Regions from separate parts of the Mus musculus genome. Here region 2 is linked to region 1. The links are chromatin loops, found by intact Hi-C in ENCODE. Cell type or tissue: heart. All regions are shown on one strand. Region 1 has its middle 33 kb from the start of Chn1. Region 2 overlaps Chrna1 (cholinergic receptor, nicotinic, alpha polypeptide 1 (muscle)).

The links. Peaks named below come from ENCODE experiments on the same cell type or tissue, not always from the same donor. Only the 100,000 strongest peaks of a DNase experiment are listed, where the experiment ranks them.
Region 2: a loop joins it to region 1, with 6 times the contacts of the local background. A loop is called at or near these places in 6 of 42 quality-filtered maps.

What each region holds. Positions count from the first base shown.
Region 1 is chr2:73,806,830-73,809,329 of GRCm38, forward strand. No RefSeq gene overlaps it. Among named protein-coding and RNA genes, the nearest start is that of Chn1, 33 kb to the left of the region's middle. In heart, a CTCF peak has its summit at 1,026 (motif pointing left); no DNase peak of the experiment used is centred here.
Region 2 is chr2:73,577,486-73,579,985 of GRCm38, forward strand. All of the region lies in intron 1 of Chrna1 (cholinergic receptor, nicotinic, alpha polypeptide 1 (muscle)), which reads right to left. Among named protein-coding and RNA genes, the nearest start is that of Chrna1, 1.6 kb to the right of the region's middle. In heart, no CTCF peak of the experiment used is centred here; no DNase peak of the experiment used is centred here.

The sequences.
Region 1 (2,500 bases):
TATTGGTCTTGGTTTGCTAAGTAGTTGTGTGCAAAGAAGAAATAAGACATTAGATATCCTGATGGGGAAAATTTAACTTACTCCCAAGGAACTAGAGGCCTAATCAGCAGGAAGTAGTCCAACAATAATGTCACTCTCTTTCCCCTCTATCCTTTTTTCTTTCCTGTCTAGAGGGTTGAAAGGGGAGGAAAAGGGTAGAGGAGGGTGGAAGAAAGAAGAACCCACAAAAATAGCAAAAGTCTGGCTACAAAATGTAATTTTAATTTTTTAATTTTTAAATGTTTGTGTGTATGGGTGTTTTGCTTGCATGAATGTCTGGGTGTCACATGCAAGCAGGACTCTCAGAGGCCAGAAGAGGACATTGGATTTCCTGGGACTGGAGTTACAGATGGTTGTAAGTGCTGGGAACAGATAAAAGGAACTTTCTCATCAGGTACTGCTATTTTGACTTCAGACTCCATTTACCTAAGATGGCCAACTCCCTCTTTAAGTAACAATAGTTCCCCAAAACATAATGCCTATTCCTAACCACAGAACAAATGAATTTGATTGGTTGAAAAAAAAAAAAAAACACTTACATTCATGTCAGTTGATAGTGATGGGACACTTGGGAAAGTCCCTAATCGATTGGTAAACATTACAACTGTAACTTGGTTCAGATACTTGCTGGTTTTATGCTTATAGACCCTGTTTCAGCCCCTGCTTGGGCTGCCAGGAGAAAGAGGCTCCCTAGCCCTCCTCTGGTAGCCCTGATGATCAGCAACTTTGTTTATGCGGTGGCGATAATAAAAGATTTTGCTGTTTCACAAGCCCACTGCTGTTTTCTCTCCCCTTCCTCATGCCAACAGACACAGTGTAACAGTAAGCTGTCATGTGGGTGCTGGGAATTGAACCTGGGTCCTCTGCGCGAGCAAGGGCTCTTAGCTGCTGAGTCATCACTTCGGCTCCCAAAAAAACGTTTTTTTGGTTTTTTTTTAAAAATCTTCCCACTCCTTCCACCACTTGACTCTGCTGCCATCTGCTGCTCCTGGGCCTGGATCTTCTTGGCTAGCCCACAGGCCGCCGCAAAGGGAGTCTCCATACCTTCTCCTTTGCCCCGTGACTTCTGAGCACACTCAGCAGTTTGTGAGGTTGAGGCATAACTGGAACATGGGTGGCACAGAGCTGGGTCCCTGCATCATAACACCCAGACTACAGCCATCTTTATTGACTCCTGGTTTACTTCTCTACCAAACGAGGTTCCCATTCTGCCCTCTTATGTTGTTCAATTCCCTAGCTCCCCAGTGCCCACCATCTCTGAGCGGAGCCCCTGTGACAGTCCAACCTGCGTCCCTTCTGGAATTCCATGAGATTAAACTATTTCATTTTGTGATGCTTGGGGGCAGGGGGAACAAAACCAGAATCAACCGTATCACAAAATCAGCCAGTGTCCTTTATGTGTCCATGCGATTCAGCATATCCAGCCATCTTTATTTTAAAAATAACCAATCTTCGGACTGGCGAGATGGCTCAGTGGGTAAGAGCACTGACTGCTCTTCCAAAAGTCCTCAGTTCAAATCCCAGCAACCACATGGTAGCTCACAACCATCCATAACAAGATCTGATGCCGTCTTCTGGTGTGTCTGAAGACAGCTACAGTGTACTTATGTATAATAATAGATAAATCTTTGGGCCAGAGCAAACAGGGACTGAGTGAGAGAGGCCAACGGGACTGAGCGAGAGAGGCCAACGGGAGTGAGCAAAGGTCCTGAACACAATTCCCAACAACCACATGAAGGCTCACAACCATCTGTACAGCTACAGTGTACTCATATACATAAAAATAAATAAATCTTTAAAAAAATCTTCACTGTTACTTTTCATTATCTTTTCTTCTACTTATGATGTTTCTTGGTTGTCTTTATAATTTCTTGAATTTATTATTACCAAGAAAGGCTGATAAAAATGAAAAAAAAAAGAGAAATGTTTAAACTATTTTAGACTATAATTTTTTTGTTTTGTTTTGTTTTTCGAGACAGGGTTTCTTTGTGTAGCCCTGGCTGTCCTGGAACTCACTCTGTAGGCCAGGCTGGCCTCGAACTCAGAAATCCGCCTGCCTCTGCCTCCTGAGTGCTGGGATTAAAGGTGTGAGGAGCGAGGTCTGGCTGTGACTGTGGCTGATGGTGGCTGGGAGAAGAGGAGTCTGATCTTGGCTTTTTATACACACACACACACAAAAACATATCCCAGTTGACATACTTCAATTAGCAAGAACAGTTAACAATAAGAAGAGCAACAGAAGAGCTGTTTCCACCCTTCCCGCTGTACTTTTGGAAAACAGCAATCAGGGATTCGATGCATCTCTCAGTCTCTGTAGGCATCTTTGCAAAGAAACAGCTCTCAACTCTCCAAAGCTGAATTCCTTTCCTTCATGAACACAGAGCTGGCTGCCTTTACAAAGAACCAGAAGGACCCCAGTGTCCTTGACCACATGATGAAGAAGCTGGACCTCAACTGTGAT
Region 2 (2,500 bases), 230 kb before region 1:
TGTGGCCATGTGTATTTGCATGTGTGTATGCAAGTACATATATGTGTACATGTGTGTGCAAGCCAGAAGACAACCTCAGATGTCACTTCTCAGGGATCCACATCTTTTTGGAGATGGCCTGTCGTTAGCCTAAAATTTATCATGTAGGTTACGCTAGATGGCCAGGAAGCACACGGGATCTCTCTGCCTTCCCTTTCCCAGGGCTGGGAGTACAGACGTTGCCACTAACCTGGTTTTCTAAATATAGGTTGTGAGGAATTGAACTAGGTCCTGTGCTTGTAAGACCAGTGCTTTACTGACTGAGCCATCTCATCAGCCCAATTTTTTAAATTTATTAGATATTTTCTTCATTTACATTTCAAATGCTATCCTCAAAGCCCCCTATACCCTCCCCCCGATCAGCCCAATTTTTATTTGTCCCACAGGGAACAGGACCCTGGTTTTGACGAATAGAATTCTGAGCTGTAGTGAGCCACCTTGGGTAAACCTTACTCCAACCTCATGCTACGTCTCTATCTTGGTGATTTCAGGTTGTTTTAGGCCTGGGGGGGGAGAGGGGGAGACACACAAAGGTTTTAAGTGATCACATTCTAAAATGTATGGTGTGCCACCTTGCAGGCCAGTTTATATCTTTTACCTTCAGTTTCCTTACAATAAATAAATTTAGGGTGTTGGGCTGCATTTTATAATTCTAAATTCCTATGGACTACTGTTCCAACCTTTGCATGGCTCTAGAAAAGGACCTGACTGGGACAGTGAGGGAACTGAGAAAGAAACATAGACAGACATGTGGACACAGACACATGGACACACAGAAAAGCTATGATTGGATGGTCTGGCCTTTCAGGCAAAGAAACCTTGGAACCCAGGGTGCTCAATGTGTTTATTGAATAGATTGAATGGGGGGAAGAGTTACTGCATACAGTTAAGCAGGGATGCAGGGTTTATAAAATACAGTTGGATTAAGGGGGCCAGGTTAGCTGTCTCCATGGGAACAGTTCTGCAGTCATCATCCATAATACACAGGGGGCGGAAAACACATCCTTCCAATATTCACAAGTGAACCAGAGGAAGGCTTTCCCATTCCCCTCCATGGGTCTGAGGCTTTTGGGGGTTCTTGACATGGCCACACCCATGTCAACACACATACCTACCCAGGATTTCACCTGCTCAGGGCTTCCTCTGCTTCTTACAGACTACGTGTGGAATCAACCCAGGAAATTTTGGTTTGATCAAAGCACACAGCATAGACATCTCTTAACAGCTGCACATGAACTTTGCTGTTCTAAGAGGTCTTGTAGGTGTTTTTAGAAGCATATCACTTAGGAATTTTCACTGAGGGGGCTGGAGAGACGGCTCAGAAGTTAAGAGCACTGGCTGCTCTTGCAGAGGACCCAGGTTCTGTTCCCAGTACCTACATGGTGGCTCACGTGGGTATCTGTAACTCCAACTCTAGGGGATTTGAGGCCCTTTTCTGACCTCTGTAGGCACCAGGCACACATGTGGTGCACATACATGCAGGCAAAACATTAATACACATAAAAATTTTAAAAATCTTTTAAAAAATTTTTTAAAAACAAGTTTTCACTGAGTGTAGTGTTTGTAAACTCATGCATGCACATGCTGAGCCTGCTTCGGTTGGATCAACTTCAAATTCCACAGGATTGAAGGTATCTGAGTTTAGATATTTCCTCTAACTCTGATTTTGGAAACAAACAAACATATATATATATATATCTCCTCTCTGTTCTTGCCTGGAAGGCTTGTGTTTGTCAGAGCAATGGTAGAGCGAGGGGAGCTGCAGGCTTTAGACCACCTTGCTCCTCAGAGGGATGGGATCCAGTAAGTTCCTCGGAAGTGATCAACACACATCTCCTGTTTCCCTCTTCCGGAAGTCTGGGGCTCAGGATAGCGTTTCAGCTGTTGTGATGGACACATTCCAGAGCAGAGAGTAGGTCAAGGGCTGTGCTAGGTTTCAGAAGTCCAACTCAGACATAAAACCTGCCTATCAGTAAGATCCTTAAAAAGTCTGGGGTGGTGGACTTTAAAAAACGAATCTCTGAACTTAAAAAAAAAGAAAAAAAAAACTAAACAGGATAAAACAGTTTCTTTGTAGAGACAGTTTAGTTACATTTGTTAACAAGTTTTCTTTCCTGGCACCTGTAGCTGTCAATCAAACCTCTTCATTCTCAGACAAATTCTAGAGTGACAAAAGGCCCAACAGTTACAAAGTTCACACCCAAACTATGCAATCTAGTTATTACTACTACTACTACTAACAACAACAATAATATAATATCAAAAATAAAATAACAAAGTTTAAATAATGTATGATTTTGCATTGCTCCTAGATCTTTTTGGCCACATGCAGCCCTCCGGCTGAGTGTTGGACATGACTGCTAGACATCTGAACATGAAGGTAGCTCTGAATGATAGCATAGTCCACCAGTGGCTCAGACTGTACAAGTGGCGCTACAATGATCACATGGCTGAGCCTGCG